Regions from separate parts of the Homo sapiens genome. Here regions 1, 2 and 3 are each linked to region 4. A link is a loop called in an ENCODE intact Hi-C map of the cell type or tissue named here. Cell type or tissue: A673. All regions are shown on one strand. Region 1 overlaps LOC107984933 (a long non-coding RNA gene). Region 2 has its middle 120 kb from the start of LINC01648. Region 3 has its middle 330 kb from the start of LINC01648. Region 4 has its middle 48 kb from the start of LINC01648.

Region 1 (8,000 bases), 570 kb before region 4:
GAATGAAGACTCTAAGAATGGGTGGGGATAAACAGAGTAGACTATCCTTTTTCTTAGGAGTTTCTTAAATCCTATTTGCTGGTTGAAGCAAAAATTAAAAACCATCTAATGTGGTGTATAATGGATGTAAAGGAAGTAGTTTATGATTATCCTCATAAAGTGTGTAAAGAGATCTGAACAGGAGTAAGGGGCCTATGCTTTGTTCCCAGTGTTAAAACATCAACACCAGTAGAACAGGATGAGTTATGTATATATTTTGTGATATTTAGAGAAAACACTAAGAAAATTATAGAAAGTGATATTCTTGTATTCTCAAAAACACTATAAAAAATCAATACAGAATCCTAAAAAATGTTTAGGTAACCCACAAGAAGATACCAAGAGAGATCCAGAGGAATAAGAAACAAAGAAAACAAATAGAAAACAAAAAATAAAACAGCAGACTTAAGCTCTAACATATCAACAATTAAATGCAAATTGTCTCAATGCATCAATTAAAAGACAGAGATTGGCAGAGTGGATTAAAACAAGCAAAAAAAAACAAAAAAAAACCCACAGCAACAATAACTACAACAGAACCTCATACAATCCAACAACATGCTGCATTCAAGTAATTCACTGCAAATACAACAACATAGGTAGGTTGAAATGGAAAGAATGGAAAGAGATACACCATAAAAATGTTGATAAGAAAAGAAAGAGTGGCTATATTAATATCAGATAAAGCAGACTTCAGAACAAAGAAAATTGCTAGAGAGAAAGAGGAACATTACCTAATGATAAAAGGATTCATTTACCAAGAAGACATAACAATCCTAAGTGTGTATGCATTAAATACTAGCGTCTCAAAATACATGAAGCAAAACTGATAAAGCTGAACAGAGTAACAGACAAATCAAAAAATGTAGCTGGAGATTTCAATATGCTATTCTCAGCAATTGATAAAACTAATAGATCATCAGTAAAGCTTTAGATCGGAACAACACGATCAAGAGCAGTGGTTCCTAACCATTCTGGCACCAGGGACTGGTTTCGTGGAAGACAATTTTTCCACGGACATGGGGTAGTGGGGAGAATAGTTTGGGGATGAAACTGTTTCATCTCAGATCATCAGGTGTTAGTTAGATTTTCATAAGGAGCAGGCAACCTAGATCCGTCGCATGCACAGTTTACAATAGAGTTTGCACTTCTAGGAGAATCTAATGTTGCTGCTGATCTGGCAAGAGGTGGGGCTCAGGCAGTAATTCCTGCCCACCTAATGCTCACCTCCTGCTGTGCAGCCTGGTTCCTAATAGGCCACAGACCGACACCGGTCTGCAGCCCAGGGGTTGGGGATCCCTGATCAAGAGGGTCTAATTGACATATACAGAACACTTTACCCCAAACAGAAGAACACACATCTATTTTCAAGTGCCCACGGAACAGTCACTAAGGTAAGACTATACCCTGTGCCATAAATAACAAAAATGAAAACAACGAAAGTTAACGAATGGGTTCAATAGTCAAATGGAGGAGACAGAGGAAAGAGTCAGTAATCTTGGATACAGAACAATATAAATTACTCAATCTGAACCACAGAAAGAAAATATACTGGGAGAAAAAAAGAACAGAGCACCAGGGACCTATGGGACTATAACTAGAGATCTAACACTTATGTCATCAGAATCCCAGGAAGAGAAAAAAAAGGAGGTGGGGGCTGAAAAAAGACTCAGAGAAATAATGGCTGAAAACTTCCTAAATTTGGCAAAAGACACAAACCTACGGATTCAAGAAGCTGAGTGAACTCCAAACAGGATAATCTCAAAAGATATTCACACCAAGACACATCATAGTCAAAATTTTTAAAATTAAAGACAAAGAAAATATCTTGAAAGCAGTGAGGGAGAAATGACAACCTCTCTGCAGGGGAAAAATATTAGAACAAAAAAGGATTTCTCATCAGAAACCATGGAGGCTAGAGGGAAGTGGCTCAACATTTTTTTCAAGTGCTGAAAGAAAAGAACTGTCAACCCAGAATCCTATATTCAGGGAAAATACCCTTCATAAATGAAGGGGAAATTGACATTTTCAGATGAAGAAAAACTAAGATAATTTGTTGCTAACAGAAACGTACCCTAAAAGAATGGCTAAAACACTCTCTAAATGGAGAAGAAACAGTAAAAGAAGGAATCATAGAACACCAGGAAGAAGAAAGAACACAGTAAGCAAAAGTATGGGTAAATATAATGAACTTTTACTCTCCTCTTAAGTTTTCTAAATTGTATTTGATGGTTGAAAAAAATTATAGCACTTTCTGATGTGGTTCTAAATGTATATAGAAGAAATAGTTAAGAAATTTATATTATTAACGAGGAGGGTAAAGGGAGGCAAGCTTTCTATACTTCCCTCAAACTGGCAAAATGATGACACTAGTAGACTGTGATAAATTATCTATATATTAATGTAATGTAACTGACAGTAACCACTATAGACACTATACAAAGAGATATACTCAAAACCAGTATAGATAAGTCAAAATTGAAGTCTAAAAAAACTATTCACATAACCCACAGGAAGGCAGAAGAAAGAAACAAGGGATATTGGTCTGTAGTTTTCTTTTTGTGTGCTGTCTTTGGCTTTTTTGGTATCAGGGTAGAGGAATGGCTGGTTGAAAGTAACACAAGTTTTTTCAACTGAAAAATGAGGAAATCATAGGCCTCACGTCACAGGAAGGGTTGTGGTTGTGAGGTTTAAGGTAATGCATATAAAACAAATGCATTAATGCCTGGCACTTACAGTATGTAATTCACCTTTAATAAATGATTGCTATAATTTTGTTTAATAACGTAGTGTCACTTCCTAATTCAAGATCGCCCTGGACTGCAGTCTGAATCAACCTATTTTTTTGTAGTATTTAAATTTATAAGTTCCAAAATTGATCTGAAACAGTTTAGTTATACATTGGATGAAATATATTTATAGAAATCAGGATGATGGGGGAAATGAAAGCCTTATGGTTAACTAAATGATATCATCAGGTCTCCATTCTTGGCTCTGGTCTCCACCATGCCAGCCTCACACACAGACAGGCTCTCTCCTCTAGATGGCTCCATGGTTCCACGCTCACACCCTGTGGTCTCTGATTCCACGGACAGGGCCGGAATTCAGCCTGATTGGCTCAGATTGGGTCATGTGCTCATGCCTGAACCAGTCACTGTGGCTGGGGAAGCAAGGCTCTGATTGGCTAGACCTGGGGTTCTGGCTACCCCTCCATCTGGGGTGGGGTGATTTCTGCAGGACCCCTTAGGACCGAGAGGGTTTCTCCAGGGAAATAAGGAGGCTATTATCAGAGGCGAGCCTTCTGGTGGGGTGGGCAGAATCAGCAGATGTTGGTGGTGGCTGGAGTCACAGATGGGCTTTTAGTTTGCTAAAGCTGCCATAACGATGTGTCACAAACCGAGGGGCTTCAAGGACAGAATGTATTGTGTTCCCTCATAGTTCTGGAGGCTAGAAGTCCCCATTTAAGGTGCCAGCAATGTGAGTTCCTTCTGAGGGCTGTGAGGAAGAATACGTTCCATGTCTTCCCCTAGCTTCTCGGGGATGGATGGCTGGCAATCTTCGGCGTCCCTTGGCTTGTAGAAGCGTTACCCAATTGCTGCTCCCATCTTCATATGGCATTCTCTTGGTATGTGTGTCTCTACGTCCAGGTTTCCCCTTTTTACAAGGACACTAGTTATATTGAATTGGGGCCCACCCCAATGACCTCATTTTAAATTGATTGCCTTTCTTTGTAAAGGCCCTATTTCCAAATGAGGCCACATTCTGAGGTGCTAGGGATTAGGCTTTCGACATATAAATATTTGGAGGACACAACCCAAGCCATAACAGGCGTGACAGCTGGTACCCACCCAGATCCTCTTGACTGACCAGGGCACCAATTCTTTCTGGCTGCAGTGAGTATTAACCTCAGCTCAAGAGCGCTGACTGCAGACTCACCTTGCAAAGGCTAAGAGGTTAAACTCTCCCCACACGGTGACCTTCAGCTAATGACACAGGGTTCAAAAAAATCTATCTCACTGCCCAGGGCAGGAGAGCCGTGTGGTGCCACAGATGACGTTCCAGAGCTCCCCGTGGGCTCAGGCTGGGGGTGAACTCGCGTTGAGCCCATGCCCTGGTCTGGCTTCTTGCCTGCCCTCTGCTGCTTCCGTCACTCCCGTTCTCCTGAGGGTATGCCCTCCACAATCCCACACATCCCCACACATCTCCGTCTCAGGCTCTGCTTCTAGGGAGACCGACCTATATGGAATCTTCTGGAACAGCCATCCTCGGGCACCTGCCATCCTGTAGATCACGTTCTCTCTGTGAGGGGCTGATTCAGAAAGGGCTCTGTTGCCAAGCTCCCAGCAAGGCAGGGCTGGCATCGTGGGGTCTTGCAACCCAAGTTCCCGCTGCTCGTTTGTCGCAATTCTTCCCATGTCTGCTCAAGGTCCTCATGAAATCCGTCGTCTCCATATAATTTCCACATATCTCTCTGCTCTAGGTTTGATTAACAGCAAGTTATAAACAAATTTCAGGAAAAAGGAAACCAGCATCTCCCCAGGGCAGCCAGAGTCTATTGGCAGATGGCAAATTGCTTTGCAGCCAATATTTTTGTTTGCTTGATTTTTATACAGATAAAGAACTAAGCTAATTAATATACATTTCTTATCATCTTTAGGTCTTGGGAACCTCTTTGCTCCATAGTGAATTGATTACCAGGTTTCAATAAAGGGTCTGTCTTTGCAATTACAGTTCATTAATAGATTTAAAAGGGAGGGAGGATGGTTAAGTCTCACTAAGAGGATTATTTTGCATTTCTCTTCTTTTAATTACATGGCTTATGTCCTGGTTCAGAGTTCTGTGAAAGATGGGGGGAAAGTCCCAGCACCCCATCTGTTCCAGATGCCAATGCAATTAATAGGGGAGGAGACAGGAGCTTCTCAGGGGCTTCCTGCTAACTGAGGCTGCACCTGCCTCCTCTTCAGAGCTACCTTGTGGCTCGGAAGCTCAGCCACCAGAGCTCAGTTGGCAGCAGGTATGCTGGTGTAGGCAGGGGCTGTTCTGCCCACGGAGATGCAATATCTGGGGATTTGGGTCAGGACAGCCTTGGTCCTCTATTGAGCTCTCAGAATGTAAGCCCCTAACACATAGTAGGTACCCAAGAAGCACCTATTGCTTTTTGGGGAGATGGGGAGAATGATTCTCTTCGCTTGGGGGAGACTGTGAAATGAGGGGATGTGTGCAAAGTGCAGAGTACGGGCCGGGTGCCCTCGCTGTTCAAGACGAAGCTGCATGCTAAACACTTCTCCCTCCTCCTCCTCCTGCTCCTCCTCCCATCCTCCTCCACTTCCTCCCCTCCTCCTCCTTCTCCTCCTCCTCCTCCTCCTTCTTCTTCTTCTTCCTCTTCTTCTTTTTCCTCCTCTTCCTCTTCTTTCTTCCTTTTTTTTTTTTGAAAAGGTCTCACCTATTGCTTCTTGGGTACCTACTATGTGCTAGGGGCTTTACATGGATTTTCTAATTTAAACTTTGCTGTGATCCATTTTTACAGACCATTTTGCAGGTAGAGGAACTAAGGCAAACAAATGTGTGCAGGACCCTGGGCTAGATGCAGAGAGGTGGGAGATGAACATTTTCCAGACGTTAAAGGAGACCCCGCCTTGGGCACTGAAGTGGGAGCTGGAATTTGAAGTCAGGCCTGTTGTCTCAGAAATTTCTGTTATGTTCACTCTCTCTTTGCTGCTGTCTGGTGGCACTTTCTGTGCTTCAGTTTTCCTACCTGTGAAATGGGCCCCAGAGACTGGATGGAGTGAGTGTGAAGGCTCCTTCGGCTTTGGGGTGCTGTGTTTTGAAGAGGCTGGGCCTGGAATGGCAGGCGTGGGGCTGGTATGGGAGAGTCTGGTGTCGGGGACTCTGAGTCTCCAGAAATGAGGAGCCTTCAGTCCTCAGCACTAGGGTTGGCTCAGACCTGATCAGAGAGAGCTGGTTTTACCCCTGTCACTTGAGGGATATCAGTAGCATCTCACTCTTTAATCTCCTTTTCCCAAAAACTCCCAAGGTAGGCAATGACCTTGCTCATAGGACAAACCATGGGTCTGTGGTGTCAGAGAAGGCTACACCCCTTTCTCCAGCTGGGCCATCCTCCACATATGACTCTGGAGTGTCTGTGTGAGGGTCACCTCCACTTTCCCTGGCCTTTGTATGTGTAGAGTCTTTGTAATTCGGGGGGCAGCAGCCAAGACCTGTGTGTTGGGAGTGAAGTGGGGGCTGAGAAGGGGCACGCCCAGGAGACACCTTCCTGTGCCTTATCCTCTCTTGTTCCTATTTGCAAATGGCTAAGTCCTTTGTCCTCAAATCAGAATATAATTGTTTGTGAGCCCCAGTCACTGCAGCCTGGTGGGGGCAGGGGGATACTAGAGACACTGAGCAGAGGTGTTGGAGGAACCCCAACACAGACACCTTGGAGAGACCATGGACTCTTCCTCTTCCTCTTCCTCCTCCTCCTCTTCCTCCTCCTCCTCCTTCTCCTTCTTCCTCCTTCTTCCTTCTCCTTCTCCTCCTTCCTCCTTCCTGGTGTGGTGGGCCTTGTCCCTGGCATGGCCTGTGGCTGTGGTCATGTGACTGCAGCTCTGGGGCTCAGTTTGCTCCCCTGGGAGATGGCAAGAATAATTCTCCTTGCTTAGGGGAGACTGTGAAATAAGGGGATGTGTGCAAAGTGCAGAGTACGGGCTGGGCACCCTCACTGTTGAAGATGAACATGCTAAACACTGCTGTTCTTCACAACAGCTTCAGGACGCAGGTACTATTTGATCCCATCTTCCAGATGGGGGAAAATGAGGCTCAGAGAGCAAGCCCTTGCAGTGGTAAAGGGAAGGGCTGGGACTTGAACCTGGGCCTGTCTGCCCCATGAGGCCCCTGATGCTTCTCTTCCCCAGTGGAAAACCTCTCATTCCCCCATGTACTCTTCAGGGGACTTGGATTGGTGTCCCTGCCTGGATTGGTACCATGTCTGGACTCCCCATGCCCTTCCCCATAGCCCCTACTACTTCCCAGAAGCTTCTCTGCCTGTTCCCTACCCTGCCATTGTTGCCAGGGCTCGTTTGGATGTGGCTGCCTTTCTGGAAGGTTCTGTTCCCTTTTCTTATTGTCAGATTTTCACTTGCAGTTTCCTCTTTGTTTGCGGTAGGACCCTTGGCACCTGAACAGAAGCCACCTTTTGGGTTCTCTCCCTGGGGTGGTGCAGAGCCTGGAATCCTGCCCCTCAGTGCCTGGGGCTTCCTCTGGGAAGAAGGAGGAGCACGTGGTGAGTACCCCAGTGTGCGTCCCATTCTCGGGTCCCTTGGGGTCATCACAGCCTTGGATCCCCCTGATGGGCTTTCCCATACAAGGCCCATGCTCAGCCGGCCCCTTCCAGCTGCCGTGGAGTTTCCTTTGCCCAGACCCTGCCTGGGAGCAGCAGGTGTGGATGGGGCCTCTCCAGGAAGGAGAGGAACTGGCCTTGCCCTGGGCTGGGTTGGGCTGGGCTGGGCTGGTAGGGGCCAGGCCATGTCCACCCAGGGTGCCGCCTTCTCTTGGATCCTGCCACTTCTCCAATAGCAACTGGAGCTGCCCAGGGAGTGGGGTGTACTCACTGGGATATGCATGGGTTGTGCATGCACAAACATTTTATATTTCATAGTTTCCCAGTCATGTATGTATTTTAATAGTATCAGGAAAAAGCCCACAAGCAATTAGTGGATTGAAGCCTTGATTTCATGGATATTGTTGCTCAGAGTGAGACAAATGGAAAACAGGGGCCCCATTTCAAATCAGTTTAAAGGGACGTGTGAGTCAACATTGTATAAGGGGAGGGTGGGGACAGCGAAACGCCTGAAAGTATCAGAGAAGCTTCTCCAGTGTGGGAGATGCAGAGGAGGCCTCTGAGCTCCAGAGTTAGACACCCGGGGCCAGTCTGGCTCTGTCTGGGGCTGAGGGGCCTTGGGCAG
Region 2 (8,000 bases), 170 kb before region 4:
CAGATCCTTCCTCTCCTTAGTGGAATCCCATTCAGTTAGAGGCGGCTTTACATGTGGCTTTAGCTTTAGGGCCCGCCATTCCCCTGACCCTTTTAAGACCCTGGGAAGGGCCCTAGCAATGTGCTTAGTGAGAATTATCAATTCAAGAATTACTTGGGGTTCACGGTTGCTCAAGAAGTTTTAAAAAGCCCTGAAATCTCATGGCTGCTATATGAAAAAACCTGGATAGTGATTTTCCCAGATTTGGCAATAGTACTAATGATATATGGGACGTCATCAATAATCAATTGCAACGATGAAAATAAAATGTTCCTAAACCATCAGTAACAAAAAATCAATTTCTATCAAACTCAGCCAGAGGAAACACTAAATAATCTTTCTTCTCTCTATGAAAAACGGTATTATGAAGTCTTTGCCACAGAAGATGTAATCCAGGAGAATGTGGCCCAAAAATGTAAGGAAAAAAAGGACTCTGGAGATGTGTCAGGAGCTAATTAAAAAACACTGTTATTTTTGTTGATTCTGTAATGTTTTTGGTAATTTTTAGCTTTTTAAAATCTGTAATGTATTGTGAATTCTTTTCTCACTCTAAATAAATGTTCAATTACATAGCTCATTTTGATTCCTAATTCTGGAATCTGGCTCTTCTTTTCTAAAAAGGATGCTCCAAATTGTATGTTTCAGGTCCCACAACATGTGAACCCGCTGTCCCTGAGGGCTTCCCACTTCACTTGGAATTAAATGTCGCATCCTCCTGTAGTCCTGCCCTGCTCACCTCCCACCCTACCTCGCTGCCCCCTCCTCTTTCTCACCGGGCTGCAGACTCCCAGGGTTTCTCCCTGGCCCTCTAACTAGTGAGCTCAGTCCTACCTTGGCAACTATGCATTTGTCCTATATCCTGCCTGGAACCTCCTCCTCCAATCTTCCCTTTCGGTCACCTGGGGTCCAGCCCAAGGCTACCTCCTCTGAGAATCCCTGCCGAATATCCCTACTTAAAGTGGAGCCTCCTGCCCACCCTGCCCCACCCTCGTCACTGCTCTATCCCTCTGTTTTGTCCACTTCACAGTGCACACTTCTATCTCCCTGAGACTAGCGTGTTTTCTCTTCAGTGCTTGTCACCTCTCTCTGCCCCAGGAAGCTGTGGTCACATGAGCCCCAGGAGTGGGTCGGGGAGGGGGGGTGGGGTGGTCATGTCTGTCTTGTCTATCATGGACTTTTTCCACATAGAATGGTGCCTGGCTCACGGTAAACACCCTGTGGATAATTGCTGAGTAGACTGTTGTTTACAGTTTGAATCGGCAACTTCTTTTTGGAAGATGTGTTGGCAATATGCTCCCAAAGCATGAAAATGTGCAAACCCTTTCACCCATGACTCCTACTTCTAGAAATTAATCCCAAGGCAATTATCAGGAAGATACACAAAAAGTGGGGATAGCCACCTGATAAAAATCATGGGAGTCAATCAAGTTGGGGTTTTAGTCTTGACTTCACCAATTAAATAGCTGCTGTGTGACCCTGAGCACGTTGCTGACATCTCTGAGTCCTGGTTTCTCATCTATAAAAGGGGATGGTAATAGGAACACAGCTCAGTGCTGACTAGTACTGTATTCCATGATGCTCACTATGGTGTTGTTTATAGTGGGATAAAATCTGAAAGAGCCTAAATATCTAACCACAGAGGAGTCCAGATCAGTGCCACCCAGTTGAAGTATAACACAACACAAACCGCAAATATAAACACATATGTAATTTTTAATTTTTCTGTATGCACATTAAAAAGTAAAAAGGAACAGGTGGAATTTATTTTAATCATATATTTTGTTTAACCCAATATATCCAAAATAGTATTTCAACTTATAATCAATATAAAAATTATTAGTGAGATATTGTACCTTCTTTTTTGTGCCAAGTCTTCAAAATCTGATTTGTATTTTATGCTTACATTTATTTCAGACTATAGAAATGACCCCGAAAGTATAGTCTTTTGTTGAGTCTCACTCCATTGCCCAGGCTAGAGGGCAGTGTGATCTCCGCTCACTGCAACCGCCGCCTCCTGGGTTCAAGTGATTCTCCTGCCTCAGCCTCCCGAGTAGCAGGGATTGCAGGCATGTGCCACCATGCCTGGCTAATTTTTGTATTTTTAATAGAGATGAGGTTTTGCTATGTGGGCCACGCTAGTTTTGAACTCCTGACCTCAGGTGATCCACCTGCCTCAGCATCCCAAAGTGTTGGGATAATAGGCGTAAGCCACAGCGCCCGGCCTGAATGTACAGTTTTTATGCTTATGTTTATTTCAATTCAGACCAGCCACATTTCCAGTGCTAAACAGCCACATGTGACTAGCAGCTACCACATTGGAGTGTGCAGGTCTAGGTAATTTATAGTGCAACTTTAAAATACAGTACAGCCATGAAAAAGCCTGGTTTCAAAAGAATATCTAATCATGCAAGAAAAAGCTCAAAAAATGAGATTCAGTGAAAAATGTAGTGTACAAAACCAGATAAAGTATGCTCCCACTTTTGTTAACGTAAATATATGCTTATGTTTATTTGAGTATGTAAATTGATGTGCATATTGCAAGGACATGCAGCAAAATCCTAACAGGGGTCGTCTGAGGAAATGGAATTATGGCAATACTCATGTTCTCCTTTACACTTTTTCACTATACTTCTGTATTGCTTTAGAATCAGGAGGAATATTGTCATTTTTAAAGTGTCCAAAGTGAGTTTAGCTATCTTGCACCATGACCTGACTGCAGTGGCCATTTGTGGATATGAGACGCTGTATTAGAGAACTGGTCCTAATTTTTCACCTTTCTCTGGACCCAAGCACTCTGCCACATGACTGCAGCTACTCCTACAGAAGGCAGAGTAAACCTCCTAGCCTCTTGACTTTGGGTTCAGCCCATGACTTCTTTCAGACAATGGTATGTGGGCAAAGGTGATCATTGTCAGTTCAGAATCTAGGCTTTAAGGTGCACTGCATGTTCCTGTGTGCCATCCTGTGCCCCTGCCATTTTCATGAGAAGAAGATGCCCTGTCTATCTCTCTGGTTCTAGGAGGGTAAGGAGTACATGGGGGCAGATTTGCATCTGATCTGAGTCTCAGAGCCACCAACCTGTGGATGTGTGAGAAATACATACTGATTGTAGCATGTTGCACCAGTGTTCGTGGTTGTTTGTTATAAAGCAATAGCTGACTAATACAGTGTTTTTGAACTCTTTTGCATATACTCAATCTAATCAAGAAGGTAAAAGTTCATTGGAATTATAAGTTAGAAAGCTGAAATCAAGATGATATTTGATGTGCTTAAATGTGTCCCAAAAAGTTCACATGTTGCAACTTAACTCCCAATGCAATAGTGTTGGGAGGTGAATCCTAATAAGAGGTGATAGAATCATAAGGGCAGAGATCTCATAAGTGGATTAATGTTGTTATCATGGAAATGGGTTTGTTATTTTGAGGGTAGGTTGTTGCAAAAGTGAGCCTGGCCCGTCATGCTCTTTCTCTCTCTCTTGCATGTATTCTTTTGTTCTTCTGCTTTCTGTTATGGGATGACACAGCATGAAGGCCCTCACCAGATGGTGGCACTATGCTCTTGGACTTTCCAGCCTCCAGCACCATAAGTAAAATACATTTCTGTTTATTATAAATTACCCAGTCTTAGGTATTATATCATAGGAATGGAAAATGGACTAAGACACAAGAACACTTTGAAAAATTCAAAAAATACAATTACCAATGATCTCCAAGGCAAAAGAAGCCCAGGCCTTACCTATGTAGCCTTGGCTCTGTTTCAGACACTCTTGATTACTAAACCTAAAGTCAAAGAAGGACAGAATTTCCTTGTTCTGAGGTATTACCCAGTCCTGAGGATGCCAATGAAAGCTCCCAAACCTCTTGATTTGAGAATATATTTTTTCCTCCTTGAAAAATTATTCATGTTCATCATAGAAAATAAAAACAAACCAAAAAAGAAAGAAAGAAAAAGACAAAAGAAAAATCACTCACAATCCCATTACCCACAGATAACTTCTATCAAACATTGGTGTGTGTGTGTGTGTGTGTGTGTGTTTGTATAATTACATTTTTCCTACAAAAAGGATAACATACTGTATAGAACACACTGTTCTATAATCTTCTGTTTACATTTACTATGGCATAAAAATCTTGCTTTGCCACTTAACATCTTCCACAGGATAATTTTGAAATGTGGAATTATTGCCTAGTTTTCATTTGAGTGGATGTAACATAAATAACTCTACCTAACTCTTGAGGTGTATAGATTATTTCCAGATTATTAGATTATTGTGTGTTGCTCTTTAGCTATTATCAGCAATATCCTATACATTAGAGCTCTGTGTGCATCCCTGATTGTTTCTAAGGATTAAATTCCTAGAGGTGGGATGTCTGGGTTGGGACACATATTTATAAAGCATCCCCTATCAGAGTGTCACATCCTCACCTGTCTGATGAGAGGGACTCGACTTCTGCATGACTGCCTTCCCCTTTCCCCAGCTTCCTATTGTATTCAAACATCCCTGGGAAGGAGAGGTCCCTGGAACTAACATTGTTCAAAGTCCTTAGCTTGACTACATCAGAACTGCCCTTCAGAAAGTAGGGCCCTGAAAGAAGCCCTGAAAGCAGGGCTGGAAAAGGTGAGCAATGAGGGTGTCAAATCTCCCTTCACCCTCACACAATCCTATACAGTGGGTCCTCTCCCTGCAGCCTTGTGGGGCAGGAGAGGAAACTGTTCCCAACGGCTGCCTGAGGTCAACTCTGCATCTGGACCCATTTCACAGCCCAGAGCCCTGGAGCTGTGGCTCTCTGTCCCTTACCTGTCATTCCTCCAGGCAACAGAGACAATAGGTTGACCACCTGTGTGCCTCCTTCCCCCTACTCAGGTGAACCCATGTCTGAGGTTCCACTGGCCACCCGTGACTCTGCCTCACTCTGGAGCACAACATGTGGAGGGAAGAGCCTGGGACCCAGGTGCACACAGGAAACCTGGGCTCGAAACTGAGCTCAGCTATTGACCCGCTGGATTTCCTCGGACATAATTTCACTTCTCCAGGTGTGACATAGACTGTTCAGCTGTTCACCAAGTATGTTTTTTTTTCCTTCCTGTGCACACAGCAAGACTATGTCCACCAGCCTCCTCTGTAGGTAGGTGGGACCGTGTGACTGTATTCCAGCCAATTGCATGCGAGCAGAAGTGACAGGTCTTGCTTCCACCTTGGGCCCTTGAGAACCTCACAGGAGGAGCTCCTTCCCTTTCTGCCAGCCCCATACAGATGAGCCAGATGACCTTGACCTCAGAAACCAGGTGTTGAAGACGGCAGAGCTGCAAGTTGGAAGGGGCATGGGTCAAAGTTTCCCCCTGCAGAGAGCCACCTACCCATCAATAAGACCTACCCTCAACTTTACATGGGAGAGAAATCAGCTTTTATCATGGCAGACCCTTAAATATTAGGGCGAAGTTTTTAGAGCTGCTAATATCATCTTTAGTATTCTGATGATATTATAACTGAGGGCTTTATTTCCTCATCTATAAATGGGAGAAAGAAAGAAGGGAGTCAGCACCCATCGAGGATCTATTCTGTGCAAAACCCCATGCTCCACACATTATACACATTTGCCCTTTAACCCCCTGCAAAATGCTACGATCTTAGGACTATTATCCCAATTTTCTGAAGCACTGACTGAGCTGGAATTCAAATGCAGGACTTCTGGACCCTGATCCCATGACAGACACAGCTTTGAGGTTCTGGAGGACCTAACACTGCGGGCTCCTGCTTCCTGCCTAGTGAGCAGAGTGGTAAAGAGCGTGCTGGCTGGAGTCCATCAGGCCAGGACCTAGGCACTCACCAGAGGAGGGCGTGGCTTATCTATGCCTCAGTATCCTCATCTGCCCAGTAGGGCTGCTGTGACAGCATCCACCACATGTGGTCATTTGAGGACGCTTTTCCTGATTAGGTTCAGGAAAAGCCTTTTTACTTCACCTCCACTGGAGATCTCCAAAGCTCTGCCTTGCTGGGGGAATTGGGAGCCCATCATCATTATTCCTTGTTACCTAGGAAGCCAAACTGCCTTTGATGTTTTATTGGCCTGACATTTTCCTTCAAAGGGTCTCTATTCACTGCTGTGAGAGTTGCTGGCTTCTACCAATTTGATGAGATGGGCATCTATCACCTCCCAAGGGGAAGTCTGACTCTAAAGGCTCTAAAATAAAAGGGGAAAAGGTTTGATTTCACTGGGGCTGGTCTTGGAGGGACTGGTCTTGGGGGCTGCTCCTGAAGTCTGTATGTAAATTCCCAGCAGAAGCAGTGGGAGGTCTGGGCTCTGCAGCCACATCTGGTGGGTGACGAAAGCTGGATGGGGAGGCTGTTCCTAGGAAGACTAATCCCGGTGCTTGGCTGTGTGTTTCTATGTGACACCACACAAGGAAGCCTAGGTTACTATGGCCCTGATCTCCCCCACCAGCTCTGGTCTCTGTGATCTGCCCCCAGCTTCCTCCCAGGATTTCATGAAACCTCAAATCTATTTGTGCAACCTCAATTCAAACAAGTCTATTAACTTTCACCCAGTGAAAGTCATTAGTTGTTGCTGGCTTTGCTGGCTCACAGCATTTTCAAGCCGGAAAAGATCTTGGATGTTTTAGGACCCTACCTCCTTCAAAGACTAAATGGCTCCTTCACTGCTTCAAGACTTCTAAAGGGCCCCCTGGCATTTAGATGGAGTCCGATCCCCTTAGCATGGCATTTGATTACTTGCTGATCCAAGGGCACACCCAGCCTTGCCTCTGTCCTGGCTCCGCCTCTGCCCTGCATGGCTCCTCACCTCTGGCTATGATAGAAATTGTCTCAGTATATTAGGCACCTCCTCAGGTCTGGGCGTTTGTACCTGTGTCTTCTCTGTCTGGAATACTCTTCCTCTCTCCCACCTGGTGAAATTTTCGGCACCCACCAGAGACTAGCTCAGGTGTCACCTCCTGCTTGAAGCTTTCCCTGATCCTACCAGGAGGAAGTAGCTGCTCTGCCTTCCATGCCGTAGACACCTCTGCCAGAATAGTGACTCCTGGTGCTTCGTTGGCTGCTTGTCTTCGTCAGCGTAGACAGCCAGAACAAAATCCCATAGCAGAACAAAATCCCACAGCCTGTGTGGTTTAAACCACAGAAACTTATTTTCTCACAGTTCTGGAAGCTGGAAGTCCAAGATCAAGGTGCCAGCAGGATCAGTGTGTGGTGAGGGCTATCTGCTTGGGTTGCAGACACCTGCCTATTTGCTATGTCCTCACAAGGCCTTTCCCAGGTGTCTACACGTGTAGACAGAGGGGGAGATCTCACTCTTTTCTCCTCCTATAAGGCCACCAATCCAATAGGGATTAGGGCCCTGCCCTTGTGACCTCATTTCACCCTAATTACCTCCTAAAAGCCCTAACTCCAAATACAGTCACACTGGGGGTTAGGACTTCAATACATGAATTTTGGGAGGACACAATTTAGCCCACAGAAATAGCGCGCCCTTTAAATTGGGGGCTGCTTTTTAGTTTTGTGTTCCTAGGAGAAGCTTCTATCCTAGGACAAGTAGAAGAGCCCAGCACAGGGAAGCATTGAGTAACCAAGTCATCAGACAACTGAGCTGAGTACAGAACAACAGACTGAAGACTTTTGAAGACAGAAACTTCTATGAAAAGGAAGCTTTTCAGTTTCTAGAAACAGAAAACAAAACACAAACTCCCCAAAACAATAGAGGGAGTTTACTGACCAACGGAACTAAAAAGTTCCAGATGTGGGCTTCAGGAGTGGTTTGATCAGGGTGTCAGGTTCACTTCTTGATAGTTTTCTCTACTATACCCACCTTCATGTATTGATTTTGGTCTCAGGCTGGCTTTATTCATGGTGATAAAGTGGCTGCATTAAGTTTCAGTTCAAGATCCTTATCCCAACCATTCAGAAAGACAGAGACATCTACGTCACAGAATTCTCAGCAAAAATCCTA
Region 3 (8,000 bases), 380 kb before region 4:
GCAGGGTTTTTTTTTTGGCTGGTCTTTTCTCTTCTCTGAGCCTCACCGAGTGGTCTTCTCTGCAAGGAGAGACAGACAATAATGGCACCTGCCTCACTGAAAGTTGAGAGGGAGAAATGGGGAAAGACACACACACTGCTTAGCATCAGGGCTCATGCATGGGGACCACCCAGAACACAGCAGCTACTGCAATATTTGGATTTGGTTTGATTCTCGGGTCCACTTTAGAGGGTAGGCCAGGCCAAAAGTCCTTGGCCCCAGTCCACACAGTAAACTGTGGGAGATGTGGCCTTGGACTTGGATCAGGTGTTCCCAATTCCTTCTCTTGGACCTACCATGATCTTCTCTGTGACCTCAGACACATTCGCCTCTCTCTGTCCCTGACTCTCCATCTTGCCCTGAAAAATCTAGAGTAGAAAGATGACTTCAGGGCTCTCTGCCACCTCTAAGACCCCAGGATGCTGAGCTCATCTGAATCCCCATCTACAGAGGCACTAAAGCTCATTCGGCCCTATCAACATGTTTAAGGCCTGAAAAAAGTTATGAGATTCAAATACAAACAGAAAGATACAACCTTCAAATTGACATGTTTAATTAAATCTCTGCAAAATGTAACATCATCAACTGTCACTTTGTGCTCTCCTTGGCTCTTATGTAGTTATATACATACACTGATTTAATGTGCAATCTTGATATGTTTGATCTGATGGAGAAAGGAGCTTCTAAGAGTATGAAGACCTGGAGCTGGAAGAGGCCTTAGAAGAATAAAGCTTGAGGTGGGTGCGTGGGGTGGAGTTGGGGTTGGAGGAGAGCAGCTTGAGAAGACTGCATGGAGGAGGAGGTATGTGGCTGGGAAGGACATTCGTGGCAGAGGAACAGCATGTGCAAAGGAGCATGGTCTGGAGGGGCCCAGCACGCCTGAGGAGCAGGGACAAGCGATTGCACCTGCAGCATAAAGAGGTGTGGGGCAGGGAAAGAGGGGCTGGAACATAGGTTGTTCTTCCCCCTCTTGAGCCTCTCTCCATCCTGCACCTTCTTTCCCACCATTAGAGCCCAGCTCTGTTGGTGTCCTCACTGAGGCTAGGCTTGATGTCCTCGGCCATTGCAGAGGCCCCAGGCCTGGTTGGGTCTCTCTGCTGACTGCCGGGGCCTGGCTCGAGACTTCTGGTCCTGTCAACTCCACTTCTGCCCTCAGGGCGTTGGCATCAGAGGCAGAGAGGTAGGATGAAAAGAGAAATAGTTTAAAACACAAAACCAGCCCAGACTCCCTTCTCACTCAATTTCCAGAAATAAGCTAATTTCTACTTATTGATATCTCTCTCCGCAGACCAGTGTTTTAACTGAAAGAGCCCAAGTATGCCCTAGCAGTTGCAAGGCCATTTGGGAGAAAGATGCCCATTCTTCTGCCCAACCATAAAGTGCCCTTTGGGAAGTGATGGGAGCCTTGCAGATGTCCAGCTTCCTTGCTGCTGCTCCTTCCTGGAGCCCCTAGTGGCAAAGCTGGGGAATTATTGGTGCTGGATATTCAGTCATTGCTGCAGGTTGCATCCGACCATTAGTGCAGATCTGTGTGTGCAGCCTCACCCGGGCAACGGTCTGGGCGATGGTTCCTTCCCTCAGAGATGCCAAGCACCCGGAAGGAAGGAGAGCACCCAAGCAAAGTGGGCAGCTTTCAGGTGCTGTCGTTCTGGGGTAGGGGCACTCTAAACTCCCTCTGCTCAAATCCATTGATCTGTCATGCCCCGGGTTGGCCCCTGAGCTCCCACCATCGACAGATCCCATGATCTGTCATGCCCCAGGTGACCCCTGAGCTCTGACCCCTCTCCCTGTTGGGTTTTTCTCCTGGTATTTCTTACTGCCTGAAATGATCTTCTTCAGCTGTGTGTTTACATGGCTTCCCAGGGATCATCCACCTACACTGAGGCTTTAGGTTGAATGATGCCTTTTTCTGCAGGCTTCCTTTGCAAAGTGCACAGCCCCTCTGACCTCAGGGGGATTAATGGATGCTTTTGTCTGTGGAAAGCAGGATATTGGAGCTCCTAGGAAACCTAGGAATTGGGGGAGGGCCAGAGGATACTGAGAAAAGAAGAAAAGAGAATGGGGATGGGGGAGGCTTCCAGACAAATTGCACCACCTCCACCTGGCCATCTAGGAGGAGAGGCTGAGCAGGCTGAGCTCCCAATGGCTGTGTAGCCATTGAGGAGAGGGAGTCTCTGCCTATAGAGGACAGTACTGGGACAAGAGAGGCAGGAAGTGACAGGACAGCAGGTTTTGGAATGATAAAGGTTGCTTCCAATGGAAATAAACATCTCATATTAGGAGGGAATCTAGTCTAAGTTGCATGGCCTCCTACACAGAAGCTAGGTGGGTGGAGGGGTGGGTAACCAGTTAAACCGTATTACAAAGGAAGGTGAATTAGATTAGTTGTAAGAGCATTAGTACAGCTCACAGCTCACTGAGTGCCTGGCACTGGGCTCAGCTCTCCACATATAATAACTCATTGACTCTTCATAGCAACGCTGTCAGTCACAAATTGTTATTATTCCCTTTTAACAGAAAGGAAACTGAGGCACAGAGAATAAATCAATGCTCAAAGACATCAGCTGTTAATGATGGAGCCAGGAGTTCCTTTCAACTCCAAATTCTAAAATCCTAGGGTTCTGAGACTTTCAAGATCTTGTTTTTTAATTCTAAAACTTCCATAATTTTATCATGCCATTTAACGTGTTCGATTTCTAACATTCCATGATTCTAAGAGTCTCAGAGTCTATAATTTGATGCTAAGTCTGAGGATCTAAGGCTTGATTGCTCTAAGATTCTCTGTGTCTAATATTTTATAGGTAGCATGGGACTACCTGTGGGAAACCAAACAGCATAAGGTAGGGAAACTCTTCCTTACTCTCCCATGAAGAGAGAAGTCAAGGCTATGTTTCCAAGGGTCAGAGATGTCCCTTCCCACCCCTGGCCTTTGGCAGGGGAAGCCAAAAACGTTGCTTTTCTTGGCCGTTAACCTGAGGTATCCCCAAGGGAGATGGTTGGAAGCCAGTGCTTGAAGCAGAAGGAGACTAGCGAGAAAGAAGAGGGGTCTTGAGAAGCATTTTCCCAGAGGTGGGCCATCAGAAACTCTCCTTGCAGCCCCCACAGTGTCCAGGAGGGGAAGGGAGGTCCTTAGAGGGGAAGGGCTGCCAGGTATGTCCTAGAAGTTGAGCCTATGGGAGGAGTTCTTCCTTTGGACCCACACCCTAGTCCCTTGACTCCTCTCCCTGTTGGGTTTTTCTCATGGTATTTCTTACTGCCTGAAATGATCTTCTTTAGCTGTGTGTTTACATGGCTTCCCAGGAATCATCCATCTACACTGAAGTGTCAGCTACCTGAGGGCAGGGAGAAAGTCTGAGCAGGCTTGCAGTAGGTATTTCTTCTCTGAGTGAGTGGGTGTCCGAATGGCACCATCAGCCCAAGACCAAGATGGCACCCTGGCCTCCTCCCTCACCAATGACTTAGGTCAAGAGACTTAACCTCTTGCTGCCTGTTTGTCTCCATAAAATAGAGGCAGTGATAATGTGCCTTCCCCTTAAGATCAGTGAACGAAGTGTCTAGAGTGTTCAGGATGTTCCTGGCAGATGGGAAGCCCTCAGTGAGGGTTAGCTGTGGCTGTTAATGTTACGATTACTTTCTACCTCGTCTCCCTCATGCCTGGTGAAGAAGGTCCCCGATACCTTTCCTCATCTGACCTCTGATGCTCCCCCAGCCTAACCCACCGGTTTCCCCTCCGTCTTCAGCCACACAAAACTCCCTATCTCTGAAAGCCTCTGCTCTTTCCAGATTCCACACCTCTGGGTACCTCTCCCCTGCCTGGAATGCCCTTCCCATCATCTTTCCCCTGCAAACTCTTACTCCATCTGGATGAACCTGCTCAGATGCCACCCACTCTGTGAAGCCAGTTCAGAGCCCCCTCCCTCACCCTTCTGGAAGCCCCCCCCCCCCCGCCCGGTGTGCCAGCACCTTCTCTGGGCTCCCACAGGAATTGTCACAGGCCAGTGTCATAGCTCCAATCACCCAGCGTGAAAACTGTCACCCCACTGTCATTTTGTTAAGGGATAGGGGTCCTGATCCAGACCCTAAGAGAGGATTCTTGGACCTCACACAAGAAAAAATTGGGAGAGTCCACAGAGTAAAGAAAAGCAAGTTTATTAGGCAAGTAAAAGAATAAACAGTAGCTGCTCCATAGGCACAGCAGGGTGTTCCCGAAGGTAAGAGGAGGAACGTGCCCAACCTAGGTACAATGCTTATTTGTATAGAAGATAAAACATCATGGGGAGATGTGCTGTACTACAAGGGTTTGTGATAAAGGATCGTTCATCTTTGTAACTACTATCTTTCTTTTCTTTTCTTTTTCTTTCTCTTTTTCTTTTTCTGGAGGTAGAGCCTTGTTCTGCCGCCCAGGCTGGAGTGCAGTGGCGCTATCTCAGCTCACTGCAATCTCCGCCTCCCGGGTTCAAGTGATTCTCCTGCCTCAGCCTCCTGAGTAGCTGGGATTACAGGCATGTGCCACCATGCCCGGCTAATTTTTGTACTTGTAGTAGAGACGGGGTTTCACCATATTGGCCAGGCCGAGCCCCTTCCCCATGTGTAAGACGGTGTAGAACCCCCATGTGGCCCGCCCTCCCAGGACAGCAGAGATCGCTGCATCCTCAGGCCGGTGGTCCCCGGAGCAGGCCGTGAAAGGGAAGGGATTCTGTTATTAAAGTCATCAGTTCTGGCGCCTGGGCCCTGGGGAGCCGAGCTTGGCTGGTAATTAGGGTCGTTAGTGGAGACGGAGCCAGCTGGGGCTGATGCCAGCGTGGGCGCAGAGCAGGCAGAGCCCAGGCTGCGGGGAGGGGCGGCCCCAGGACGGTCGGGGCGGGACCTCCACCACCTCTAGGGCGGGACCCGGGCCCGCACCTCCTCCTTGTGGGTGTTGTTGGGGGTGCCGCACCGCTCCCGGCCACGGCCTGAAGGTGGCGGCGCAGGGCCGCACTAGCGCGGCTGGGCGGGGCCGGGAGGAGGTGGGGAGGGGTCTGCAGAGAGGAGGGGAGTGGGGAGGGAAGGAGGGAGGGAGAGAAATGGGGGAAAGGGGAGTATAAGGGAAGGAGAGGAGAGGAGAGGAGGAGAGGGGAGGGGAGGGGAGGAGAGGGGAGGGGAAGAGAGGGGAGGGGAGGAGAGGGGAGGGGAGGGGAAGAGAGGGGAGGGGAGGGGAAGAGAGGGGAGGGGAGGGGAGGGGAGGGGAGGGGAAGAGAGGGGAGGGGAGGGGAAGAGAGGGGAGGGGAGGAGAGGGGAGGGGAGGGGAGGGGAGGGGAGGCAGGAGAGGAGAGGGAGGGGAGGGGAAGAGAGGGGAGGGGAGGAGGGAGGGGGGACGGGGGAGAGAAGGAGGGACACAGAGAGGGGGAAAGATGGGGGTGGGAGAGAGAGACACAGAAGGCCAGAGGGAGGGAGGAAGATAGAAGCCTTCTCCCCTCCCCACCATTTGGGGGATCTGAGGAGCCCAGATCCTCTTGGAACACCCTCTCCCCGATGCTTACAGAGGTCACTTCCTCCTGTAGCCCTCCCTACGCCCTCTGTGGTCTGACCCAGGTGGACCCCAGCCCCATCTTTCTGCACCTCCCCACCCTCCTCTTCCTCCTCCCCACCCTGCTCTGGCTACGCAGAGCTGCCTACCATTTCCAAGGGTGCCAGGCTCCCCCTTTCTCTGCCAGTGCCGTGCCTGTGCCTGGCTGCTGCCACCCACAGTAACCTTCTCCCCCCTAGCGAGCGCCTTCCCCTGGCTCCCCCACTTCTCCTTCAGGTCTCAGCGCAGACACCACCTCCTCCCAGAAGTCCTCCCTGTCTCCATGTCCAGGGCCTTGCCTGCCCCTAGCTCGCCAGCCCCTCGCGCATCTTCCCCCATCAGCAGTGGCCAGGCTGGGCTGTGATTGATTCTGTGTCTGTTTCTCCAGCCAGACTGGAGGCTTCCTGAGGACAGGGACACGGTCTTGTCCCTCTCTGCGTTCCCAGTGTGGCCAGCCCAGTGGATGAACAGCCACAAGTGGACTATACATGATGCCTGAGGGATGAATGGATGATCCCAGGAGGGGCTGGGTTTGGGAGATGAGGAAGAAAGGGACGTGGAGCAGGAGGGAGAAAACACAGCGGAGAGGAGGTTAATTAGGAGAGAGGCCCCAGAACACCCCAGCCACCAGGGTTCAGGGCCTGGGCCCCAGCACTGCAGGTTTCCTGCCCTCCCAAGGACCTCAGTGATCTGCCTTCTGAGGTCAGAGCCCATCTGGCTCTGGGCATCTCTGAGCATCAGGAAGTTGCTCTTCCTCATGGGAATCAGGGCTGCTTGAGTCACAAGTGACAGTATCTGCTCAGCTGCAGGGGAGAGGGGCTTTTGTGTAAGGATCTGGTTTTGCAGATGCAGTGGGAACTCAGAAGGGACTTGGAGCAGGGGTGGGGGCACCAGCCAGAATCAGAGTCACCCACAAACTCCCAGCTCAGTCTTTTTCTAGCTGTGGGGCCTTCAGGAAATTCACTTTAGCTCTTTGGGTCTCGGTATTTTTTCATCTCTAAAAGAGACAGTTTGCAAGCAAAAGCAGAGAGATTTAATAAACTATTTAATAAACTCCCTGGCAGAGGCAGATGGAGTCTGTGCCTAGCAGGGCATAAAGGGGAGAGAGCACTGCAATTACAGCCGCCAAGCGACAGAAGCTGTCAGCAGGTGTCTGCCAGGTGGAAAAAAACCACATCTGGGCCCCATTCCTCAGACGATGACACAGAGTGGGCCACAGAAAGGGGCAAGGGTGGCTGCTGAGCCTGAGTAGGGCTTGGTCTTCTGGAGAACAGCAGGGTGCAGACGGCTACTGCCTGGCCCCTGTGAAAGGAGATCTTAGAAAGACGAAGAGGGACCATTTCCTGTGCAGAGTAACTGATACTCTCTCAGCCTGGTTTTCATTAGCCCAGCCCAGCCTGGGGAGAGGGATGCTTTCCCAGGAAGGGGTGCCCGGGGCTATTGCAAAGCAGGCTGGGAAATGGGGGCAGGCCCTGTCACCGATGTCCTCATTAGCACTCACGTTGATGTTATTTGTGGAGCCCCTGTTCTTGGCCAGATGCTGTGGGTCGTTCTTTTACATCTTCCTTCAAAACTGCCTGGGCAGTGTTTATTTCCTCATTTTGCAGACGAGGGCCCTGAGGCTCACAGCTTGGTCCATCCCTCCACATTCCCAGATTCTGTTCCCTCCTCTGTGGTGACCTTGCTGAGTCACTGTGGGTGAGTCCCCTTCCCTCTCTGGGTTGGAGAGAATGAACCTCAAGGCCCCGTCTAGGCCCAGCACTGGTGGGGGCTGTGCCAGGTAGCATGGTCGGCAGGGCCCCTTCACCCCACATGTAGGCAGCTGGCAGACCTAGTGAAGCTCATCTTCCATTTCCTCCTCTCCTATGATTTGCTGTTGTGGTCCTTGGAGAAGCCCCCGAGTAAATATTAATAATGTACCTTTGTGTACGTTGGCTGAGGGAGAAAATGAATCATTTCCTGCTTCCCTCCTGGGCTCAGAATCTTAACTAAAACTATGCTGGATCTTTCAGCAACTGGGATGGGCCTGTTGGAGGGGGCCGAGGCAGAGCCACGAAACAGCTGCCTCCCCTGGCTGCCCGGATGCTGAAATTTCACCTTTCAAAAGCTGTGCCTGGATTTCCCAATATCACAAAGAGCATGGGTACCAAAAGCTTAGGTTCAAGTCTTTGCTTGCCCCAGCATGCCCCAACTGTGTGGCTATAGTGACTCTTTGAATCTCAGCACAGCCTAAGATGTGTGCCCCATCCGGTAGGGTAAGCTAGCTGCTTTCACGTGGTGAGCTCATTCCATGGCCCTCCTGCTGTCTGAGCAGTTCTTAGGTGCCAGTTTCTGCATGGAAGGCGATCATGAAACATAGGAAGGAAAACACAAATCACACTCCAGCTTGCAGAAGGGACACCGCAAAGGGAGACAG
Region 4 (8,000 bases):
TGAGCTTGAGTCAAGCTCCCCGACAATGCTGTGTGCTCTGGGCCCTGCAGACCTCTGGGCTGCTACTGGCCTTTCTGCCTCTCTGCTCCTCCCTCCCTCTGCTCCCCCACACAGCTCTGCAGCAGCCTCCAAACACCTCTGGCTCTGCTGCTTCTACCCGGAACGCCCCTCCCTCCTCTTGTTCCTCCTCCTCTCTCTCAGGGAAGCCCTCCCTGACCCCAAGACCCAGGCACACACTACACAATTCGCAAAGAATGAGTAGCTTCTCTCCCAGCTTATTTTGTGACTTCCATGAGTTTGGGGACTGTGTCTGTCTGACTTACACTTGTGTCCAGAGTTCTGCATAATGCCTGGCAGAACTCTATCCACTCAACATTGTTCATAAAATCTCTACCCACTCAGTATTGTTCATGGAATCTCTATCCACTCAGTATCATTGGCCACATCACAGCCTTGCTGTGAGACACTAGGCTTGTGTCTATTCCTCTCTGGAACAGAGTTTCCCCCGGCAGTGTAATGAAGGAGCTGGGTTCAATGGCCTCCAGCATCCTCCACTGCTACTCCCCTTCGCTTTGAAGGCAGCTCCTGGACGGTGGAGACAGCTACTGCCAACAGTCTGCTGATGTCAGCAGGACAGGCTTCAGGTGCCCCTGCCTCCCATTCCCTCCTTATAAATAGCTCTACCTGAAAGCACTGGGGTCACTCACCCCTGGGGACAGCCACAGGTAGCCAATTACTCTCAGTGCCTGGAGGGCTGATGGGGAGGGGGTTTCAGGTTTGAGTGGGAACCTTGGCCCTGGAAAGAATCCACTGGCTCGTCTGGGAGAGAAAAATGGAAGGTCATTTCGGTGTCTGCACCAGGCGGGGCCCGTAGCCACCAAACAATCATCTGTGGCCTGAGAGTGGAAGTAGTAGATGGCTCTGTGATTCCAATTATCCTCGGATCATTCAAATGACTATTGGAATGGAGAGCCAGACTGTCCTGTTTGGATAGTGATGTGTGCAGTGACCCCCACCCCACCCCACCACACCACCCACGAGCTATCTCCTCTCCAAGCTCCAGACTGGTCACTGCAGGGCGGCCCCAGGGACTCCCTAAGCTCCCAGCTCCCCATAGGTCTGCTGAGCACGTAGGCCTGAGTTGGTGGGCTCTGGTGGGTGCTCAGTCCATTTGATTGTAGAAGGTCTGGGTGGCAGAAGATCCTACTAGGGCTATGGGGAAAAATCAGGTTCTACTCCAGGGGACCTCAGGCAATCAACCTGAACTCGCCCAGTGCCAGCTTTGTGACTTTGTGATTTTGTCCCACTGAGATGGGAGAATGATAATGTGCACCTGGTAGGTCGGAAGTGAGGGCTATGTAAGGTAATGCCGTGAAATGGCTTGGTGCTTGGCACATGGAGGCCTTCTGTGAGCGGATTAGCTGGTGCTGTGGTGCAGCTATAGGAAGCAACTCAAACTGGCTTAAGCAGAACACAAGGGACATCTCCTGGAACCCCAGGATGACAAGGCAGCCAGCCTCAGAAGGAGACAGGCCCAGGACACAGCAGACCCGGCTTCTCCTTTCTCCATCTGCAGGACAGAAGATAGTGGCCTTCAGGTCCTGAGCATGAATGTCTCCTCCATCTGACAGAACAGCCCAGATAGAACCAGATTCTCTCAGTCCCAGATTTCTGGCAAAGGGACTCCACTTGGTCTGACTTGGATCTGTTTTCTGATTGTCTACTCTGGCTCACTTGCTCTTCTCTAGAAGCACATTAAAAAGGCACAAGCCTGGCCTCTGGGAGGCACCCCAGAAGGTGCTGAGGACTGTGAAGGGGTCAACATGAGCTGGACAGAGCCCCTCCAAAGTTCCAGGCCCTGTGCCAGCTCTGGGCCACCAAGGGAAACCTGGCCTGCGCCCTGTCCTTGAGAAGTTCACACCGGGAAGGGAAGACAGATGAGTGTGATCAGCAGGGCACGGGGAAGGCAGCAGCAAGAGAACCAGGATCCCCAGGCCCCTCCGTGTGCCAGGCTCCACATGCCTGCTTCCTCTATGCCTGCTGGGTAGATGCAATGATCCTCCCGAGAGGCAGAGCCAGCCACACAGCACAGACAGGGCTGGGCCGGGGCTGGACCCCAAGCCTCCAGGCCTGGCTTTGGGATGGTGGTCGGTGGGGCAGCCATTCCATGGCTTCACTCCAGCGAGACCCCATCGAGCCAGGTCTCACACAGCCATGCCAAAGATCTGACATATTCTTAGCTACAATCCTGAGTCTGGGAGAGAAGCAGGAAATGACTCACCCTCTTTCTCCAACATAAACACAACTCTGTGCTATTAATATTTACCCAGGGGCTTCTCCAAGGGCCCCAAACAGCAAAAGGATCCTGGTGAGGGAAGGGTATGAAAGATATGTCGGGTCTGCAGCTGCCTTCAAATGGAGCAGAGAGACTGAGTGCCAGAGTGAAAGGGAGCCTCACAGCTCTCTCCGTCCTCCCCATTTGACTGAGGTCCAGAGAGGACAGGGAGCCAAGAAAATCCAGCAGGGCGGTGGCAGAGGAGGGAGCAGAAGGTGGGAGCACGGGAAGTGGAACGAGCACAGGGCTGTGGGCCCCTGGCCCTCATCTGTCAAATGGGAAAGCAGGAACTGGTTTGAGGATGTTTCCCTGAGATGTCAAATGGCCCCTCTGAGTGTCTGGCAAAGAATAGGTACTGCACAAACTCATCATGGTGAGGGCAAAGTCATGGTGAGGATGCCAGTGGTCTTCCCTGCCCCGACTTCCCAGTGTGCTTTGCACCGCCTCCCAAAACCCTGTTTCTGCTTGGTGACCCTGCCCTGCTCCCCACCCCATCAGTGCATTGGACCAGGAGAAGATACCTGCCCAGGCTTGGCCAATCAGAGTACCTGTGCTACCAATTCTAAATTGAGACAGAGAGCCTGGTTGGGTCTTCTGGTTGTGTGAACTACTGATGCATGCATTTCTGATTCGTGAGAAATGGGAAAAGTAGAGACCTGACCTGAAGTCTTATGAGGTGGGTGGAAGAGAGTCAGTCTGCATTCTGGCTGGTGCTCCTGTCTCCGGTCCGGGTCCCTCCTGAGTTCTGGCTGCATCTGAGAGACCAGGGTCCTTATGCCAAACCCCCTCTTCTCTGCAGCTGAGCAGATTCTGTCACTTGTGACTCAAGCAGCCCTGATTCCCACGAGGAAGAAGAACTTCCTGATCGTCAGAGGGGTCCAGAGCCAGGTGGGCACTGACCTCAGAAGGAAGATCACTGAGGTCCATGGGAGGGCGGGAATCCCGCGGTGCTGGGGCCCAGGCCCTGCACCCTGGTGGCTGGGGTGTCCTAGGGCCTCTCTCCTAATTAACCTCCTCTCCGCTGTTTTCTCCCTCCTGCTCCATGTCCCTTCTTTCCTCATCTCCCACACCCAGCCCCTCCCGAGATCATCCATTCATCCCTTAGGCAGCATCTATAGCCCACTTGTGGCTGTTCATCCACTGGGCTGGCCACCCTGGGGACGCAGAGAGGGACAAGGCCGTGTCCCTGTCCTCAGGGAGCCTCCGGTCTGGCTGGCGGAACAGACACAGAATCAATCACAGCCCAGCCTGGCCAGTGCTGAGATGGGGGAAGATGTGGGAGGGGCTGGGGAGCTAGGGGCAGGCCAGGCCCTGGACATGGAGAAGGGGAGGACTTCTGAGAGGAGGTGGTGTCTATGCTGAGACCTGAAGGAGAAGTCGGGGAGCCAGGGGAAGAGGCTCAGGGGGAGAAGGTTACTGCAGCAGCCCAGCACAGGCAGGGCACTGGCAGAGAGGGGGAGCCTGGTGCCCTTGGAAACGGCAAGCAGTTCTGCTTGGCCAGGGCAGGGTGGGGAGGGTGGGGAGGTGTGGAAAGATGGGGCTGGGGTCCACCTGGGTCAGACCACAGAGGGCATAGGGAGGGCTATGGGAGGAAGTGACCTCTCTGTAAGCATGGAGGAGCGGGTGTTCCAAGAGGATCTGGGCTCCTCAGACCTCCTGAATAGCGAGGAGGGGAGGAGGCTTCTATCTTCCTCCCTCCCTCTGGCCTCCTCTCTCTCTCTCTCTCTCTCCTCTTTAACTCTTACTCCACCTAGATGAACCAGCTCAGATGCCACCCACTCTCCCCTCTCTCTGTCTTTCTCCCCCTCCTCTCCCCTCACTTCTCCTCTTTTGTCCTCTCCTTCGCTTATACTCCCCCTTCCCCCATTTCTCTCCCTCCCTCCTTCCCTCCCCATTCCCCTCCCTCTCTCTGCAGACCCCTCCCCACCTCCTCCCGGCCCCGCCCAGCCGCGCTTGTGAGGTCCTGCAGCGCCACCTTCAGGCCGCGGCCGGGAGCGGTGCCGGTGCGGGGCGCCCCACCAGGAGGAGGTGGCGGAGGTCCCGGGGGCCGCCCCGCCTCGCAGCCTGGGCTCTGCCTGCTCTGCGTCCACGCCAGCATAAGCCCCAGCCGGCTCCGTCTCCCCTAACGACTCTAATTACCAGCCAAGCTCGGCTCCCCAAGGCCCAGGCGCCAGAACTGATGACTTTAATAACAGAATCCCTTCCCTTTCACGGCCTGCTCCGGGGGCCGCTGGCCTGAGGATGCAGCGATCTCTGCTGTCCTGGGAGGGCGGGGTCCCACGGGGGTTCTACACCCTCTTACACATGGGGAGGGGGGGCTCAGCCAGGGCAGTGAGGGGAGAATCGCTTAGGGTGGCCTAAGAGAGCCTGGCGCCGCGCGCTTGTTCATCTATGGCAAAAACCGCAATAACTTTTGCACCAACTTAATATTTGATCGATGATCACTCAGGGACATCACCCTGAACTTAACGGGTCCTGGGACCAGACACCCAGAGATGAAAAGACAGTGGGGTACAGTTCTAGCGCTGGGTGATTGAAGCTACGACACTGGCCTGTGACAATTCCTGCGGGGCCCAGAGAAGGTGCTGGCACCCCGGGGGGGCTATCAGAAGCGTGAGGGAGGGGGCTCTGAACTGGCTTCAGAGTGGGTGGCATCTGGGCCGGTTCATCTAGGTGGAGTAAGAGTTTGCAGGGGAAAGACGATGAGAAGGGCATTCCAGGCAGGCGGCAGTTGCCCAGAGGCGTGGAGGCTGGAAAGAGCAGAGGCTTTCAGAGATGGGGAGTCCTGTGTGGCTGAAAATGGAGGGGAAAGGGGGGGTTAGGCTGGGGGACCATCAGGTGTCAGACTGGAAAGGACTCTGGGTGCTTTTTGCTAGCCCTGTATCTATATTCAGTACTGATACAATATAAGCTAATAGCAACAATCATACAAATTATTATTATTACTATTAATATTATAGCCACTAATACTTATTAAGGGCTTTCTGTCTGCCAGGTGCTCTCTCAAGCACTTTATGTCTATTGACTGAATTAATTTTTATGACAGCCCCATGAGGTAGGCACGATTGGAGAAACAGGCACAGAGACGTTAAATAACTTGTCTAAGATGGCTCAGGTACTGAATGGCAGAGCATCCTCTCTCCAGAGCCAGCTTTCTTTACTTTCACAGCACCCTTGGCCCACCCCCACCCCAAAACTTCCAATTTAATTTTTCTTAGATTCTGTCTCCCAAGGAGAAAAGCACCTCCACCCATTTCCCCAGGGATCAGAGGCAATTTGTAGTTTGGAAGAAAAACCAAAGGGCCTGGAGAAAGCAACATTTAACCCAAAGCCATGATTTGCCCATGCTGGGCTCTCGGGCATTAGCTGGGGACAAGCTGGCTGGATCAGCAGTCTGGGGCTGCCTGTCCTCCAGCATCGAGTCCCCGGGCCTGGCTAAGGTTGCCTCTTTTCCATCCTCACCCCAGGAAGCCTTTGGCATTTCCAGAAAGAGGAACTACTGCCCAGCTACTGCCCCTGGTGGAGGCACTGGCAGATCTGCACTGAAGGTGGGATGCAAAATCTACCTCTTTATAGTGTTGAGAATCCAGCCCCAGGCTCTGCCTCTGAGAGCCCTGGGAAGACAGGGGTTTTCAAGAGCTCGTCACCAGCCTAGAGGTGTTCTTTGGCTGGGCCGAGAATGGGTGTCATCTCGAAATTAGACTTGCAACTATACACCTTTCCCTTAACTGAGCCAGAGCGTTGTTTCTGTTGCAACACTGGGTTGGAGAGAAAGAAATGAGAGAAAATTGACTTGTTTCCAGTAATGCTCCAGAAAGCAAGTGTGGAGTCTGCTTTGTGATTTTGGATTATTTTTTTTTCTTCCTTCCTTTCTATATCTGTGCTTTATCATGACTAGAATAGGGATGATGCCATGTGAGGAGAAATGGAGGTGACAGGACTAGGCATCTGGGCCAGACTAGATCTTCCAGTGGAGAGACCCAGCCAGGCTTGGGGCCTCTGTGATGGCCAGGGAAGTCAAGTCTAGCCTTGGTGAGGACACAGGTGGTGCTGGGCTTTAATGACAGGGAAGAAGGCACAGGATAGAGAGAGGCTCAAGAAGGGCAAGAACAGCCTTGTCTCCTCCCTGCCCCGCCCACTTTATGCTGCAGGTGCAATGGCTGGTCCCTGCTCCTTCTGCAGGCCAGGCCCATCCATGCCCTGCCTCTTTGCACATGCTGCCTCCCTGCCAGGAATGCCCTTCTCCGTTCATCCCTCCAGCCACGTTTTCCCTCCTCCGTGCAGTCTTCTGAGGCTGCTCTCTACAACCCATATACACAACTCATATACACATAGCACTTTTTTTTTTTTTTTGAGACAGAGTCTCGCTCTGTCACCCAGGCTGGAGTGCAGTGGTGCCATCTCGGCTCACTGCAACCTCTGCCTCCTGGGTTCAAGCCATTCTCCTGCCTCAGCCTCCCCAATAGCTGAGACTACAGACGCGTACCATCACGCCCACCTAATTTTTTGTGTGTTTTTAGTAGAGACGAGGTTTCACCATGTTGGCCAGGCTGGTCTTGAACTCCTGACCTCAAGTGATCCACCCGCCTCCGCCTCCCAAAGTACTGAGATTACAAGCGTGAGCCACTACGCCTGGCCTACACATAGCTCTTTAAGATCTTCCCAGCCCCAGCATTCTCACTTGTAGAAACTCCTCCCCCCATCAGATCAAACATAGTAAAATGCCCTAACAGCCCACATTAACTACAGATTATACGCGACTATGCAAAAGCTGAGTTGGAAAGGAAGGTGACCATTTGATAATGTTATACTTTGTAGACATTTGATTAAACATTGATCTATTTCGACTTCACAGCTTCCCTTTTATAATTTGAAGCCAAATAAATTGTTTTCCCAGACCTTCAACATTTTCACAGGCCCTTAAGAGCCCTTAGGTCTTGGCACTGTGCCCAGAACAGAGAGTCTACCGGAGAAACGCTCCCATCAGACTCAGGCTGGGCTATGGCAGGTGGAGTTTGGCTTCTCGGGCTTGTTAGAGGGAGACCGTCTCCTCCAGCGGCCCTGCCCTGAACCCGGGCTGCTTCCTTGATCTAATTAGCATCGCTGAGAATTAAACTGCACACTGGAGCGTGCTCGTGCTCCCCCGAGGGCGTCCCAGAACTAACACTGCTTAAATATGAAATGGTTCCTGCCCTTGGGGCCTGAGTCAAGGAGGCATGAACCAGAAACAACAGTTGTGATTACTAGCTCTGATTAAAGCAGTGTAAGTTATACAGTACAATAAAATAAAACTCTTGCAGCAATAAAATAGTTAACAGTACTCTGAGTTATTTCTCTTTTCTTTGAAGGGAGCACAGGCTGTTTATTTTTTACTCTGTATTCTGATGATTCCGCTTATTCATCCAGGTCATTTACTGATCACCTACTATGCGATAGGCATATACTGGGTGCAGGGAAGAGAAAGAACTACGTCAAGATGCCTACACTGCTGGGGGCTCAGAGTCAGGAGGGGACTGTGGCCGTCCAAGGACAATTCACACAGATAAGCCTACCTTGGGATGGAGCCAAACACACCATGTGCAACAGATTACCTGAGAGGATAATGGGGGGACTAACTCAGATGGGGGTGATGTTAGGAGCTGATATTCAAGTTGAGGACTGAAAA

The links. Peaks named below come from ENCODE experiments on the same cell type or tissue, not always from the same donor. Only the 100,000 strongest peaks of a DNase experiment are listed, where the experiment ranks them.
Region 1: it touches region 4 in a loop (3-fold over the local background); 11 of 110 quality-filtered maps call a loop at or near these places.
Region 2: a loop joins it to region 4, with 2.2 times the contacts of the local background. A loop is called at or near these places in 29 of 110 quality-filtered maps.
Region 3: a loop joins it to region 4, with 5 times the contacts of the local background. A loop is called at or near these places in 11 of 110 quality-filtered maps.

What each region holds. Positions count from the first base shown.
Region 1 is chr1:29,510,386-29,518,385 of GRCh38, forward strand. LOC107984933 (a long non-coding RNA gene) reads left to right here. Exons shown (of 3, transcript XR_001737955.2): 2 at 7,202-7,318. Among named protein-coding and RNA genes, the nearest start is that of LINC01756, 160 kb to the left of the region's middle. In A673, a CTCF peak has its summit at 3,062 (motif pointing right); a DNase peak (open chromatin) is centred at 3,126; H3K27me3 peaks cover 3,023 bases.
Region 2 is chr1:29,909,032-29,917,031 of GRCh38, forward strand. No RefSeq gene overlaps it. Among named protein-coding and RNA genes, the nearest start is that of LINC01648, 120 kb to the right of the region's middle. In A673, a CTCF peak has its summit at 3,587 (motif pointing right); a DNase peak (open chromatin) is centred at 3,580.
Region 3 is chr1:29,702,239-29,710,238 of GRCh38, forward strand. No RefSeq gene overlaps it. Among named protein-coding and RNA genes, the nearest start is that of LINC01648, 330 kb to the right of the region's middle. RefSeq lists enhancers at 4,273-4,773, 4,774-5,274, 6,650-7,244, 6,955-8,000, 7,245-7,838 and 1 more and a silencer at 4,760-5,089. In A673, CTCF peaks have their summits at 1,508 and 4,974 (motif pointing right); DNase peaks (open chromatin) are centred at 1,503, 4,903, 6,973, 7,663 and 2 weaker places; H3K27ac peaks cover 2,882 bases.
Region 4 is chr1:30,081,816-30,089,815 of GRCh38, forward strand. No RefSeq gene overlaps it. Among named protein-coding and RNA genes, the nearest start is that of LINC01648, 48 kb to the left of the region's middle. In A673, CTCF peaks have their summits at 4,307 (motif pointing left) and 5,870; DNase peaks (open chromatin) are centred at 2,296, 4,266, 5,836 and 7,336; H3K27ac peaks cover 4,060 bases.